2 separate regions of the Mus musculus genome follow, and region 1 is linked to region 2. The links are chromatin loops, found by intact Hi-C in ENCODE. Cell type or tissue: left cerebral cortex. All regions are shown on one strand.

Region 1 (8,000 bases), 85 kb after region 2:
GTGTGTGTATAAAATATTGATACAGATCTTGTTGACCTTCTAAATATTTAGCTTATGTTGGCTTTCATAGCTAAGTTTAAAACTGTTCTAGAGATTTATCAGAATGTGTTTTCAAAGTAACACAATAATATAAAAATGACTTTGGCCTTGGAACAAATTTCACTTAGCTGAGGTAATTATATAAGACTCTGCCCTTCCAGCCATAGCTTTACTTTGCCTTTTTCTCCATCCTAAGTCTAATGTGTTACCATATAATCGAGAGCAAAATCCTCATTTCAACCTGGTATAGGATGTTCATCTCAAATTAGTATTCATTAACAGACAACCAGTAATGGTGTGGCCCAAGCTAATGCTGTGTGTGAGGTCCCTTTTCATTTCACTTAACATCATTTGTTGAACAGCTTTCTTTTGAGCAAAGGTTTGGAAACTTTAGTCACCTAAAAAGGAGAGACAGAGGGCAGAAAGGGAAAGGAGGAGAGAAATGTGCCAGAGTCCAGAAAGCAATCCTCTGAGTAGTTAGTTTCTCAGCCAGACTGCAAGTGTGCAAGCTTAGCACCTCTGTGGCCAGTCGTAGCCCTGCACTCCCAACTCAGGCACTTGGTGCATCGCTCTACTGAAGTTCCTAGACCCTCGGGTCAGGAAGAGGCAGCTCTGGATGCAGTTGCCTCCTGTGAACACGGGCCTGGGCAGTTGTGTCGTGAGTCAGCCATTTGGAAGACCTGAATGCTTATTTATGGATGGTTTCGGTAAGCAGGGTCTGAATGAAGATCAGATGGATACTGTGGCAAACTCTTTATCTTTTTACTGCTAAGTTTACTTTGCCCTTAAGTGAGAAAATAAAGATCCTAACCCTGAACAGTAAGAATCCTGTGGGCATGATAAAGTCTAAGGGTGACACTGAGTAATGGGGACCTTCCCTATCTCTCCCCACGTGGAGGAGGAACATCAGTCACCAGGAGGAGTTCCAGCTCAGACATCTTAACAGAATGGCTCTTTGTGCTTCCAGAGTCGGACAATCCCGAGTCTAAACTCCAGCTCCAGCACTCACATGTCCTGAGTTGGAGAGCAAGTTACCTTGCTCCCTGTCTCTCAGGCCTGTACATGACTCGGGTCAGCATGAAGTATGAGCTGGGCCTCTTTCCAGGTGAAGGTAGCAATCCAGGAGCACGGCCTGTCAGGTGACTGAGTGCCTGGAACTCCAGGCCTGATGATTCTGGGGCGTGCTCCTAGGGAGGTCTCAGTGAGGCAGCTGTGACAAGACTCCACTGGTCAAGCTGGACTCCATTGATTGAGCAGCAGCTATATCTGATTAGAATTATGGGAACTTTATCTCTTCTAAGTTCTTGCTTTCTTATTTCAAGACCTCCTCCCCACACCTAAGGGGGTGCTACGGGGTTTCTGTATGTGTGAGTTTCTGTCCCAGCACCTCAGTTCCATTGGCCTTCAAGCACAGGGAAACAGGCAAAGTGGGAAGGCCTCTCAGACCAGAGACAGTGTGGGTGTCCTGCGAGGGCAGGTCAAACAGTTCTACATACTCTAATTACAGTTAAAGGGAAGACAGTGTTATCCCAGCTCTTGGGACACTGAGAGTAGAAGGTTTACCCAGAGTTCAAAACCAGCTTGGGCTACATAGTGACTTCCAGGCCTGCTTAAGCTGCAGAGTATGATTTCATCTCAAAGAATAAAATAAAATGTAACGTGGGAAAGCCTCAAATTACATTCATCAAGACAATGAAATGAAAGTCTTGATTGACAATCATTTACTCCTTAGCTCTCATTCCCTCCATCTCTTCCTCTTCTCCCTCCTCCTTCCTTCCTTCCATCCTCCCCTCCCTCCTGCCATCCCGCCCTTCTCTCCCTCCATTTTTCTCTCCCTCCTTCTCTCATAATTCCCTTCCTCCCTTCATTTTCCACCCACTCCCATGCTATGAATGGACCCCATGGCTTATTTTAACAAATCTAGTAAACACAGGCCAGAGCAGAGTAACCCTCGGGCCCCAGCAGTGGTAGCCCTCTGAATGGAGCTGGGGAACTCGCCTGCTTCTCAGGAAAAGCTTTGACAGAAGCAGCTTGACCAGCAGGCAGAAGGCGGTGTTGTGGACAGAGGCAGCAGCAGTAAAGGGACTGGGGTGGTCTAGGTGTGTGTTGATAAAGCTGCTTGGGATAAACAAATAGAGTAGGTGTGAAGATGTAAAGGACTAGACAGACTCAGATGCCAATGGAGCAGGAGAGAGAAAGCTGACAGCAGAGGGTTAGGGAAGGCACAGCTCAGTGCTCAGGAGTGACAGTGCCAAGCAGTGTCAAGCATCTGAAGGGCCCACAGAGGAGGGGCCTGTGCTTCCAGACCTTACTCACTGCTCCCAGTAGTCTGATGTGAGGAAAGACGACCCTGAGCAGGCTCTGCTTCAGGGTGGGAGAATGCGGGCAAAGCCCAGTGCTGCAGTCAGCCAAGTTAAAAGCCTGCTCTAGTTCTCTTGCTCCGTATGATCCTGGGAACACCAGCCCTGTCCCTGCTCTAGCTCTGCTCCGTATGTACGTTCTTGGGAACATCAGACCTCTCTGGATCTTGTTCCTCAGTTCAGCTCCAAGCCTGCTTTGTATAATGGTAATAGTTCTGCTTGCTACTTTTTTTATTTTCATTTCAAAACATGTCATGGGGTCTATTCATTATTCTCATGGCTCTGGTTGCTTCTTCCTTTCTATGGTGGAGCTCAGCTCCAGGGCCTCAGTGCTGGGCAAACGTGTCCGTGGAGACTGAGCTCTACTCTGAGCCTTTCAAACAGCGGACGTCTGATTACGTCTGGTAATCAAAACAAGCAACCTCAGTCTTACGATAGGATCGATACTGATTTTATTGCTGCCGTTTGGGAGAAAGGGTGGGGAAGATGGTAGGGGATAAAATGAGAGCTCAGTATGTAGAGCAGACTGGTCTCGAACTCCTGATACACTTGTTCAGCCTCCCGGGGACTGGGATTACAGACAGCATTGGCATGCCCAGATTCCTGTAGATTTTGAAAACCTCCCATCTCCTTTTTTTTTCTTTTATACGAAGGGGGTAGTGTATGTGGTCTGGAAGTGTGGGGGCTTGGTTTGATGCAAAGAAATGCTGTTCATTTCATAGTAGTAAACACTCTGGAAGGTCCGTGTGCTTTCTGTACTCTTAGCAGTTTTATTTTCACTTCAAAAGTCCTTAACTACTGCAACATTTACAGTTGTTGCCTAGGTTTCTCCCTCCCTTCCTCCCTCCCTCCCTCCCTCCCTCCCTGCCCTGTGTGTGTGTGTGTGTGTGTGTGTGTGTGTGTGTGTGTGTGTGTGTTTGTGTTGCTTAGGATCTGAATGTAGGGGCTCATACTCAAATTCTCACTCCAACCACATTAAATGAGAGAAGTATTTTCTACATGAGTGCTCTAAGTCCTGTAAAGTAACTTCACTCTCCATCCCTAGAGTATCTTACGTCTTCCCTCTCGCTTCCCACTTCTTAGAATCATGAGCTAAATTAAGCCACATCTCCTTCAAGCAGTTGATGGCATCCATGTGTTCTCCATTCTATTCCAGCAGGGAATCCCGTTCTCCACCTGTACATACATAAGCTTGCTCAGAAGGACCATGACGGGTGTAGGTGGGGTGTCCACCCCAGCCTGTGAGCAAGCTCACTCTTAGATATCTATCCTACCTGCATCTTCTGTTGGCTGACTGCTGTCTGTGGCAGTAGAACAGGAGTTACCAGGATTGACACACAGCCCATTATTCCGATTGCCGCCCCCACAGAAGAGCATGGCACTGGACCAAGTGTTGTAAATGTTACATGAGCTCATCAACAGTCCTGACCGGAAGTCGGTACTGTAGTGATTTCAAGAAGAGAGCCTCACACAGCATTACTTGTCTTCTGGTCCATAGCTATTCAGTGGCAGGATATGGGTAGGCTCAAGTTCCTGCGCACCTTGTGTGTCTACCCCAGTACCGATTTTTCATTCTAAATTCTCTTTAACAAACAGGCACTGTGGGTTTCTAGATAGACTCCAGCCTGATAGCACATTTCCATGTTGTATAACACCAAAATCTTGCTACCGTTACTGTGCCATGAAAACATCCCGGTTACAGATGAGACTGAAGTCAGTCTTGCTCATGTTCTTATTACTGAAGCTTAGGGAGTGTCGTCCATTTCCTTTTTAAGAACCGAAGACCTAGGCATGAATTAACTTTAACGGATGAAGGTTAGCATTCCCAGTGTTTCGTGGTTTGTCTGGACACGCTCTTCTCTTACATAGGTGCATCTTGATGAAATTAAATGACTGTTGAGTACTTAAAGATGGAACCAGCTTTCTGGACACTCACTGCCCTCCTGGGCACTGCCCTCACAGAATTCCATGGGCTGGGTGGCTTCAGCGTCAGAATTACATTTTCTCACAGTTTGGAGTCAGGGAAGCCTCAGACCAGCGTCTCATGCCTGCTTAGGGCGCTCTCCTCAGAGCACCGGCATCCAGAGAAAACAAAAAATGGCTCAGCAGATAACCACACTTGCTGCAAGCCAGGAGACCTGTGCCTAATTCCACGTAGCCAAGTAAAGATGGAAGGAAAGAACCGGCTTCACAAAGTTGGTTTTTGATCTCCATATGTGCACTGTTACATAACATCACACACACACAGTGCCAGAGGGGGAAAGAGAGCACACGCCGTGTGTCTTCTTAAAAACAAACCCACAGATTCTATCAGATGGGCCTCCCTAGGGACCCATTTGATATTTCTCTTATGTTTATAGATTGGCTTCTTGAAAACAAGGTCTTCTGCGTAGCCCAGTGCCCTGGAACAGTGGACTTCCCTACCTTCGCCTCAATGCTGAGGTTGTAGGCATGCACCACTGTGCCCAGCCACTTCCGTCTTAATTACCTTCGACAGGACTTGCCTCCCAATACAGTCATGGGGATTAGAGCTTTAACATGGGAGTTTGGAATTAGGGGACACAATTCAGTCTATAGCAACTTCTGGTTTTTTTTTTTTTCAGTTTGTTTTATGTTCAGAATTCTTACTGAAAAAAATGTTCAGCCTCAAAACTATAGGTTAATACTTTATTTTACTAACGTTCATAAGTAAACTCTCAATTCTTAAAATAGTTTAAAAGGCTGCAGGAACCATGCTGAGCAGCTCATCCAAGGGCTCCAGCAGGTGCTGCAATGACCAGGAAGTAGTGTTTGGTTTCCAACATTGTTTGCCTAGTCTCGCTGTGACCGTTTACAGACAATTGTTGTACTTTGGGGGGGGGGGGCGTGCAATAGAATCTCCATGACCTGTTAGAGGCAGGAGTAGAAGCAGGGCTGTAGCTCCTGGGGGCCATGCTGACCTACTGTGAGCGTGCAAGGCTGCAGGTCACCCCAGGACCCCCAAATGTTCTCAAAGAAAAGGTCTTCAAGGGATTATTTGTTGTAAAATTAATCACTTAGATGACAATGTACATCTACGTCCAGCCTTTAATTTTTTAGTTACGATGTTGGTGACAAAGGTGGAAGTTGTGGACAAATTTTCCTAAGTCCAAAGAACTGTGTACTACTTGAAGTATAATTATGGTTTAGTCCTTGTAATTGCGTAAAAGCCCCTATGTTTCCCCACAACTTGCTCTGATAGAACTCATTCCAGGTAGCTTACCCAAGATTGGGTGGACCAGTCAGTAGTTCACAGTGAACCAGGAAGTAATTCTTAAGATGCTTTTCACAGTGAACTAGGAAGTAATTAATTATTAAGATGTTTGGATGTGTTCAAGTGGTTGAAACTTACTCTGGGAGACGGGGAACAACCTTTGCTACATAGAAAACAGAGCTTAGGAAATGCTAAAGTGTTAGCTGTCAGGTTAACTGCAGGAGACCAGTGTAGCAGGTCTCTTCACATACCAGTGGACCACTTAGCTTAGATCTACCTGCAGGTTTATTAGAAATGGAAATTACTTGTCCTCAACACCACAAAAAATAAAAAACAAGTGTCCTTTTGTTGTTAGAAACCAGAACATGAGGATTGGAGCCCATGGATTTGATTCTTTCTAACTGGATGCTTTTGCCCTTATAACCCGCAGACTTCCAAAGGTTATGGTGATATGCTTGCCAGACGTGAGGTCACTGCCTTCAAAAGTGGATTCGCTGGAGACTGAGCAAGAGTAGAGAGGGAACGCAGAGCAAAGAGGGCGGGCTAACTGGAGTAGCTCTGTTGCGAACAGGGCGAGGAGAGCAAGCAGGAACTTAGCAGGCAGAGGAGTCTTCATCCAAAGAAACAATTAGTCACAAATGTTTACTGCATTCCATTGCTGCATTGAAATGCTGGGATCAAGCCTAGGGCCTCCCAGATGCTATTCCCACTGAGCCTCTCCCTAAGAGCTGCCACTATAGGGCCAGATATAGTGGTGCACACCTTTAATCTCAGCAACTGGGAAGCAAAGATAGTCAGATTTCTGAGTTTGATGCCAGCTTGGTCTACAAAACAAGTTCTGGATAGGTAAACTTACACAGAGAAGCCCTGTCTTGAAGAAGAAGAAGAAAAAAAAAAAAGGGCGGGGGAGGAATAGACCACTCTAATGTATGTTTCTGTGTGTCATTAAAAGCTTGCCAATAAGGTACCTATGTAGAAAATCCAACTTTATGTACACGAGTTTATCTAGCTGTCAGAATTCTGTGCTCCTGTTAAGTTTCAAGATGGCCTCTGACTATGGCTTTAGTCATTCAGAGCATGCTTTATAGAACACAATAGTAGGTGCTCTTCCTTTTTTTTTTTTTCCAGTTTTTAACATGAGCCTGGGAGTCTCTCTGGGGCCGTAGGTAGGAGCTTTGGAAACTAGCTTCCTCGAGTTTGATCAGATGACTGAAGTCCAAGTGGATGTGGTGGAGGCTAGGTATGGCCCTGCAGCAGAGCTGTGGGGAAGCCTGCCACCCCAGCTCTCCTCCTCTCTGCCCTGGATGGCTCAAGGCAGCCTCACCTTGAACTGACCTTGTCCTTTCACCAACAGCAAGCCAGTTCAGCTCTTTGAGAAGGTTTATGTCCTCAGATACTAACTTTGAGAAATAGCTAATGCTGCAGAATTGCAAATGACATTGACCCTAGTGTAGTAGCACACACCTACAATGGTGGTACAGGCAGGACTAGGAATTCAACAGTTATCCTAAAATACATAACAAGTTCAAGGGCTACATAAGATTCTGTCTCAAAAATCTAAAGTTTTTTTGGTCCAAATTTTGGACATTCTCACATACAGTGTTAATAATACATGGATTTTTAGTTATCATGGTCGGAGGAAACCTCATATGTTAAAGTAGCTGTGAGGACAAGTTTACTTCCTGAGATGGGAAAGGAACATATAAAGGAGAGAAAGGTCTTCCATCATTGAGCAATTGTTCTTGGTTCTTTATGTGTATTTGTATGTGTATGTGGGTATGTTTGGAGGTGCATGTTGTACTTGCGGGTGTGCATGCACATACACAGATGCACGTGGAAGCCAGAGGTGTGTGTGAGGTGTCACTTCTTAGAAGCCATCTACCGTGCTTTTGAGACACGGCTCTCATTATGATCTTGCCAATTAAGCTAGCTGGCCAGTTGGTGTAGGGTTCTGCCTGTTGCTGCCTCTGCCTCCCAAGTTGGATGCTGGGGAAGGAACTCGGGTCCTCATGCTTGCGTTGGCGAGTGCTTTTACACGCTGGGCCATGTCACTTTTTAAAAAGAGATTATGGAACTGTTGATTCCGGAGCTTAAGGGCATGCAGGCTGTGCCCCCAGAGAGCTAGCTATACACGTTCCTAAAGAGCAGAATCCAGGGCAACCTCCTTGGCATAGTGAGAAAAGCAAAGGCTGTGCCAGATTGTACGTGCTCACAGAGCTGGGTTCACTCACCAGCACCAGCCATTCAAGTTCTAAGCTGCCATGTGTTGGATCTCCCTGTTTTTCCCCAAAGCTGCACGAGAAACCGTCTGGCTAGAGAGAGAAGAACGAGCCCGGCAGCACTATGAGAGACATCTGGAGGCGAGGAAG
Region 2 (8,000 bases):
TGTCACCTAGTATGATTCCAAGCTATGGAAATCAGCTACACAGAGCAAATCCCATTTGCCAACCTCCTTTAAAAAGACCACAGAGCTAAAGTTTCATGCTGCTTTTGATTAATCTGTGATGCCCAAAGTCTGATGTGCAAGGAATAAATTAATGCCCATATGTTTTGGTGAGATCTGTTGCCATTCTATTGGAAGATATTACTTACAACCTAGAATGGAGTTTGTTTGTTGTTGTTGTTTTTAAAAATCAGGATTCTTGGTGGAAAGACTTAGACTCCCCCCCTCCCCCTTTTTTTTAACATTTATTTATTTTATGTATATGAGTACACTGTCACTGTCTTCAGATATACCAGAAGAGGCCATCAGATCCTATTACAGATGGTTGTGAGCCACCATGTGGGTGCTGGGAATTGGAACTTGGGACCTCTAGAAGAGCAGTCACTGCTCTTAACCACTGAGCCATCTCTCCAGCCCAGACTTAGACTTTCTTACTGTGGTCATGTATCTTGTATGAAATTTTCCAGAGTAAAAAGTGATCTTTATTTAAGCCAGAAGGGCCTCTGTTGTCCCCAAATAAGCATAGAAAGTAGACACTCAGGTTGTGCTTATGCTGTGACGTAAGCCCCTCCCTATTGAAATTCAGATCCTAGAAGCTAGAATTGCTGCTGCTTCAGGGGGCAAACTTCACATCTCGCTAAGTCAGTGGTTCTCTCCTGAGAACCACTGGTAAGTTGAAGAGAAGTCAGCTGTTGTCATAGCTTAGGTATGTGTGTGAAACGCAAATTTACACTGGCATGGTCTCTAAAGAATTCACACACTTGTGTCATGATACCTGAAAACAAATTATTCGAAGAGCTTTAAAAAACATACTCAAGTCTTGTTAGTACAAGAACTAAAGACATCGAGGCTTAGACTAATTTAACCAAGAATGTGTACTTTCCATGGGTTATTAAAATGACGGAGTTTGGAAGGTTGATGAATATGATCTTTGAGTTTAGTAAGGAAATCCACAGGCCAATGTGTACGGGTCGTGAGGGTTCAGTGGAGGAAGGATGGACCACTCTGGCTGTGGTCATCCCGGAGCACCTGCTGCAGCTAGCACTTAACCGCCAAACAACAGGGAGTGATGTGTGGTCAGAGGGAGGAGGAGGGGAAATAAAGGCATACAGGAGAGGAGCTAAAGTTTCTTGACAGGACAAATGTGAAAGGCTCAAAGTGAGTGTTCAGGGAAATCAGTTAGGCATGATGGATATGTTGAGGCCAAAGGTCAAGCCAAGAGGCTAGAACAGTATTGTTGGAGCAGGAAGGCTTGTCTTGATAAAGCTTTGTTAATCAGAATTAAAGAGCTGGGTTGCACAATTAGCACAAACACACCCTCTCCTAGGGAGGTCCTTTTCCTCCTACCCTGCCCATTTGGGACAGCTGTGCTTGAGTTCGGGAGGTGCCGGTTTGCTCTGGAACCTGGAAGGAGAGCTTCTTTTCAGAGCAGCTGTGTAGACCAGATGGAGGAAGAAAGGAGAGAGAGTTTGGTCTCCAGACTTAACTCTGAGGTCCCTGGATAGAGCTAGGTAGGCACTGGCCTGTCAGTGGGTATAAAAAAAGGAGGCCGGTTTGGGACTCTGAGATGTCAGAGGATCACAGGTAAAAAGAAGACACAAGGCGATCCACTTTTAATTGGTTCATTAGTTTAAGCTTGACCCGAACATATTAGTGAGTACAACTGAGTAAAAGAAAAGGTGGAAAAGTGTCAGTAGTGATGCCAGATAGTTAACTGGTGAACCTGCAGGAACAGACACGAGGTCAGGTCTGAAGGCCACTCCAGGAAAGATCAGAAAGAAAAACTGCAGACAGGATAGACAACCATTCAAAATGGAGGAGGGACAGACAGCCAAGTCAGAGAAGTGAGAGATGCCCAAGAGGGACAAAAAGGTCAAACATTCCAAAACTGAAATGATATTTTAAAGCCATTACTTTGGATTGAGGTTTCCACTGGTTTCTCCTAGCAGAGGAATTTCAGTTGGTCCAAGAGTTGGGGGCACATCCTTTATAATAATGATTAATAGATTGAGCATTGGAAAGATGAGATAGCCCAGTAGACCGTTCCATAAAAGTTGCCAGAAAAAAAAAATCAATACATTAGAAATTCTCGAATAAGTAGAGGTGGGTTTTTTGTTTTTGGTTTTTTTGTTTTTTGTTTTGTTTTGTTTTGTTTTTTCTGAGACAGGGTTTCTCTGTATAGCCCTGGCTGTCCTGGAACTCACTTTGTAGACCAGGCTGGCCTCGAACTCAGAAATCTGCCTGCCTCTGCCTCCCGAGTGTTGGGATTTAAGGCATGCCCGGCTAGTAAAGGAGTTTTTAATTGTTTTTTAAATGTGTTGTTTCAGTAGACTGTCAACGTAGCTATAGATGTATAACCATCACTGTCGATAGGGCTTAGAGTCTTGTCTTCCAGAGCTCCCTCTGGCTCATTTCCCACCCACTGATCTATTTTCCATCTTTGCTTTGACTTTTCCCAGAGTCTTAAGTGGAAGCATACCATGTAACCTTTGCAGGGGTGCCGCCCCCCGCCCCCACAGCCTAATGTATTTGAGATCTGAGCACACCGTGATGTGCATTGGTAGTTCCCTGCCCTAGCACCTAGTGCTTCCCTGTCCCCAACTTAAGGACGTCCAGTCACTCCTAGGTTTGGGTAGGAGAAACAACTGTTGCAAATATTCGTATGTTGGTTTTTACGTCACTGGTTTCATTTATGGCAGATACTTACATTGTTGTCTCCAATGTGATTGTGTAAGACGTTGCCACTTCTAGGGTGGCTGTACACCTTTTTCTGTGAGCGTCCTGTGAGATTGTTCTGCATCCTTTTCGGCCCTTGTATATTTTGTTGATTTGATGGTTTTCATTTTAGTCACTCCACTAAGTTTTTTAAGTAAGCTGTAATTGCTTCAAAGTGAGATATTTTTTGCTTGATGCTAATGCAGTCTCTGAAATGAGGTCATGTTGAGCCCAGAACCCAGGGTTCTGTTTGGTGGCTTGCTGTTCTGTGATTCTGGGAACTGAGCTCAGGGCCAGGTCCATATCAGACAAGTTCTTGATCACCAGCTATATTCCCAGCTCTAGAGTCTGTCTGACGCCCATCTTGGCTTCATCTCCTTTTCTCTTATCCCCAAGGCCTTTCTTCCTTCCTGTGCAGCCTGTGCTCTGAGATTGTGAGCCGACGCACTTTCACACAGAGGACCCGTGCCAGTGCCCTTCTCTCTCCTCTCCGGGGCATCTGTACTCTCATCCCTAGACCTGACAAGGAGCTTTTGTATTAGAATATTGTAAATAGCCTGGCGTGGTGATGCTGGCCTGCAGGGCGGGCTCCCCTCATGGTCTCCATGAGTCTACATAGTAAGTACCAGGCCAGCTAGTGAGACCCTGGATCTAGAAAAATGAAAAGAAAGCAAGCTGGGAATACTGGTTGTATATCTTGTCTTGTGATCCCATTTCTTGGGACTCACTCTGTTATCAAGATGAATGCTTTGTGTTAATCTCCAGTTTGTGAAATGCTCTCAGTGCCTGTAGTCTGTCGCTGAACTCTTTATCTCTGTCAGGGACCAGGTCTTCGTGCTTGTTGCAGTGAGACTTGTTCTCCAGTTTAAGGCTCTACTCCCCAGCAATGTGCCTCCTACCGCCTTACTATTATAAATTACTATTTATAATTTTCCTTATAATGTTTAGTTGTTTGCAATGTAAATTAAATGACATTTCACTGCTTTTTCCTGTTAAGGATTATTCTCTTTAATATGTATTTAAATTCAGAACTAGTTGAAAAATTAGATTTTTTAATTAGGTGTTACTTCAAGTTTTACTTTTTCATTATTTCTTGTTTATGTGTATGTTTGAGAGTATAGCGTGTATAATTCGGGCATATATATGAGTGTGTAAGGTTTATACACCTGTGCGTGTTAATGTGGCTGGACTGCTTCATCACTCTATGCCTATTCCTGAGACAGAAACTCATTGATTAAGGAGGCAAGCCTCGCCCCCAGTCCTTCTGTCTCCACCTCACAGCTCTGGAATAATAGATGCACCCATTCATACTGCATTCACACCGGCTTTCTAGATGGATACTGGAGATTCAACTGGGGTCCCACACTGACTCACAGACATCTTATTCACTGAGCCATCTCTCCAACCCTTTTTCTTTTTTTCTCTAGAGCTACTAGGGATCAGATACAGGGAGGACCTTTTGCATGTTAGGCAAATGCTCTGAACTGAGCTGCACCCCATGATAATGACTTTCAATGCTAATTTGCAGATATGTATGTTTTTGACAACATGAAAATAACTAAGTTTAAAAAAATAAGTCAAAGTCAGCTACATTCAGCATGTCCTCCTCTTGGATGCTCCCACAGAGCTAGTTATGAGAGCCACATTGATTGCTGCACTGTTTAAAATAGCTAAGAAACGGAACTGGCCTAGACGTCCATCAGTAGGCGAAAGGATAAAGAAACTTCACTGTGGCCCAGTGAAGCATGGTGGCCAACACCTTTAATCCCAGCATTTGGGAGGCACAGGCAGGCGGGTCTCTGAGTTCAAGGCCAATCTGGTCTACACAGTGAGTTCCAAGACAGCCAGAGCTATACAGAGAAACCCTGTCTCGAAACCGCCACCCCCACCCCCACCCCAAAAAAAGCAGGACTCAGACGAGTATATTTTCTGTACTATATTGAATTTAGACTTCATAGTGTGTGTGATGAAAATGTACCCCTGTAGTCCTAGTGCTTGGAAGATGGGTGCAGGAGGGTCAGAAGTTCAAGGCCAGCCTTGGCTACAGGAGATTCTATTTTAAGAAACTGTCTGGGGAGGAGATCAAGAGTGAATGCAAAGAAATCTAGAGGGGGTGGGGAGTAATTGAATTCCTGTGGAGTAGCATGCCAGCTGAGCTGGGGCATTTAGGGAGGGGGAACCAGCAACGTGGGGGTGGGTAGGGGGACAAGCCCTGGAGATGAATGAAGACAGTATAATATGCGTATGGAAAGGCCAAAATGAAACTTTGTGCGAGCTTAATATGAAAAGCCAGTTGCCTGAGAAAAAGCCCAGGGTTGGCAGAACTAACCAGACAGTACAGGTGGGCACAGCAACCCGAAGGAAAGAGTGGGAACTTGCAAGTAGATGCCATCTGTGAACTGCACTTTGCAAGATTGTTAATAAAATCCTGGGTCTAAGTTTAGAACATTACCGTATGAGGTACCTTAAAATTCTGTGGCTTTCTAACAATTGCCAGCCAAACCTCCTTTTTAAAGTTGGCTTTCTGGTATCAGACCCATCCTGTACTGTGTTGTAAAATGGGGTCACTGACACCACATCGAATATAGAAAGAAGCTAGACTCTAGGGTAAGTTCAAATTTCAAGGTAAAATTCTAGCAAGAACCCCCTTTCTCCAAACCATGCGGGATAGCGCTGAAATGCATAATTATTTATCTTTTTTTTTCTTTTTCTTCCCGAGACAGGGTTTTTCTTTGTAGCCCTGGCTATCCTGGAACTCAATCTGTAGACCAGGTTGGCCTCGAACTCAGAAATCTGCCTGCCTCTGCCTCCCAAGTGCTGGGATTAAAGGCGTGCGCCACCACAGCCCAGCTAATTATTTACTTATAAATCAGATGAATTCCTATTGCAGGAAGCTTGACTGCTTCTCAAGATTTTAATCTGGATGGGTGGTTCTCGGAAGCTCCTGACCTGAGACTTCTGTGTGGCAGACTGGACAGACAGGCCCGGGGCGCCTGCTTTCTGCATTCCAGCTGATTGTTTCTATACAAGGTTCTAAGTTAGCCCACAGCTAACTTGAATAAGGCTTACTCCTTGGGCAGAAGGTCATGTTGTTGGCACTATTGCTGAGGTCACCTGCTAGAACACCATAACTTCAGATCAGGGGTTCTTAGTTTTGGCAAAAAAGTTAAAATCACTTGGGACCTAGAACCCCATGGTGCCCAGGCAATTGTCAAGAGGATCAAGCAGGTGGCAGCCAGGTGGTGGTAGTGGGTTTAAAACTCCCCAGGCGCCTCCTGTGTGCAGACCATGCTGAAAGCTGGTTTCAACCCCACGTCCCACCTTGAACTATTCTGTCGGACTGTCTGGGTAGGTTTAATTTGGAGGTGTGAGGTAGACCTTGCTTCCAGTGACTACATGGACAGTCTTAACAGCTGTTACCCTGAATTTTGTAGACTTTGCTTCATTTTTCTCCCCAAAACCTTTTGAAGTGAATATAGATGAAATTAGGTGTGAGTACATTCTCGTGGACAGTATAACACTCTCAGTGGCACACTTGTATACTTTATATATAAATGTGAAGTAGACAGAATGGTATATAAGGAGCTTTTTTCTCTTTTTCCTTTAGTGTTCAGTCTTCTTCCTTCTCTCCTCAAAAACGGGAAAGGTTAATTTGGAATAAGTAGATGGCAAGAAGTTTTCCCGAGGAGTTTGTGATGACCCTGTGGCCTCTAACCACCTTGGTTCTTCAGCATCTATTAATAGCTGACAGGATGCGTTCCTCTCCATCTGCTCTGTTTGAGCCTCCTGTGGGACTGGATGCTGATGGCCTTCAGGCCACTGTGCCCTCCCTCCCTCTCCCTCCCTCCCACCAGGCGCTTGCTCCTTGCTCTTTTCTCCACAGGATGCTTCACACTCCAGATATCACCTTCAATTACTCTCTGATACCACAATACTTCATGTGCTGAAATGTCTGGAGGGGCTTCTGTGTCAAGTTTGTGTCTGTTGCTGCATATTTGCAAAGCCAGATCTAAGCAAGGCCTTGCTCCTAAAACTAAAACTGCTCAGGAGTAATACTAATTTTGGTACAAGGACACTGGAGCCTCTACCACTTACTACTGCCTGTGGGATCTTGACAAGTCACATAAGCAACCATCTCTACCTTTTAAAACTGAAGGCACAGTAGTACCAGCCTCTCTGGGAAGAAATGAGTTAAGATGGAGAAGCATCCATGACACAGTGAAGTATGAACTGTTTATTATAAAGGATTAATACTGCGTCACCATGCAAAGACGGGCATACCCTGACATGCTGCCTTTCTCAAGCAAGGTTCTACTTAAATTGGTGAGCTCACCCTAGAGAGGGCGTCGGAATGCAGTGCTGACTCAGAGCTAATTGTAGCTGTGTGACCTCACTGGACCAGGTAAGGCCTGGTATAAAAGGTGCCACCAAGGCAGCTTTTCACCTGTCCACATGTGACTTAGCGTTCTGTTAGAAGATGGCTCTGTTCTGGTCTGCAGGATGCTTGGATTATGTTGTGTCTTTGAGGCACTAACAGCAGCACCTCTTGGCTCATTTTCATTTTCTTTTATCTTACACAAAGTGATTTTATTATTTTAAGTTCTTAAAATATTGCTACAAAAGTTAATATGTTTAAGCCATGAAGATAGACTTCCATTCCCTTTGGAAGGTGAGGATGGGCTTCTCAGACCCATTTGAGCTAAGGTATCCCTCTGTGGGGAACATGGGAGGCTGGTGTAGCTCATCTTCTACTAGGCTTTCAGGAGAAGCAAGAGACAGTTCGGCTTCTTCAGACAAAATGAAGCAGAGTGCTTCAGAAAGTGATTTCATTTCTGAAAGTCACCAGTTTTAGAAAAAACTTCCTTAAGTCGCAAAAGCCCTGGTTGTATGGGGTCCAGGTGCAAGACACTAATTTCTCCTTTAAGAAATGATTTGTGAGGGCTGGAGAGATGGCTCAATGGTTAAGAGCACTGACTGCTCTTCTGAAGGTCCTGAGTTCAATTCCCAGCAATCACAAGGTGGCTCACAACCATCCGTAACAAAATCTGACTCCCCTCTTCTGGGGTGTCTGAAGACAGCTACAGTGTACTTACATATAATAAATAAGTAAATCTATGAAAGAAAAAGTCTTTAAGAAATGACTTGTGAAACTAGACTTGGTTGTAATATAGGTTTTATCTCATTTAGAAAAAAAAAACTTGGCAAAATTAAAATGTGTCGCTGCCTCA

Evidence for each region. A loop is a pair of places that touch in the nucleus more often than their neighbours do. Peaks named below come from ENCODE experiments on the same cell type or tissue, not always from the same donor. Only the 100,000 strongest peaks of a DNase experiment are listed, where the experiment ranks them.
Region 1: it touches region 2 in a loop (2.2-fold over the local background); 2 of 42 quality-filtered maps call a loop at or near these places.

Annotation. Positions count from the first base shown.
Region 1 is chr10:20,237,347-20,245,346 of GRCm38, forward strand. It overlaps Map7 (microtubule-associated protein 7), which reads left to right. Exons shown (of 18, transcript NM_001358787.1): 4 at 7,924-8,000. Among named protein-coding and RNA genes, the nearest start is that of Rpl32l, 33 kb to the left of the region's middle. In left cerebral cortex, no CTCF peak of the experiment used is centred here; DNase peaks (open chromatin) are centred at 3,636 and 7,939.
Region 2 is chr10:20,152,382-20,160,381 of GRCm38, forward strand. It overlaps a transcript of Map7 not described here. Among named protein-coding and RNA genes, the nearest start is that of Map7, 15 kb to the right of the region's middle. In left cerebral cortex, no CTCF peak of the experiment used is centred here; DNase peaks (open chromatin) are centred at 3,155 and 5,154; H3K27ac peaks cover 783 bases.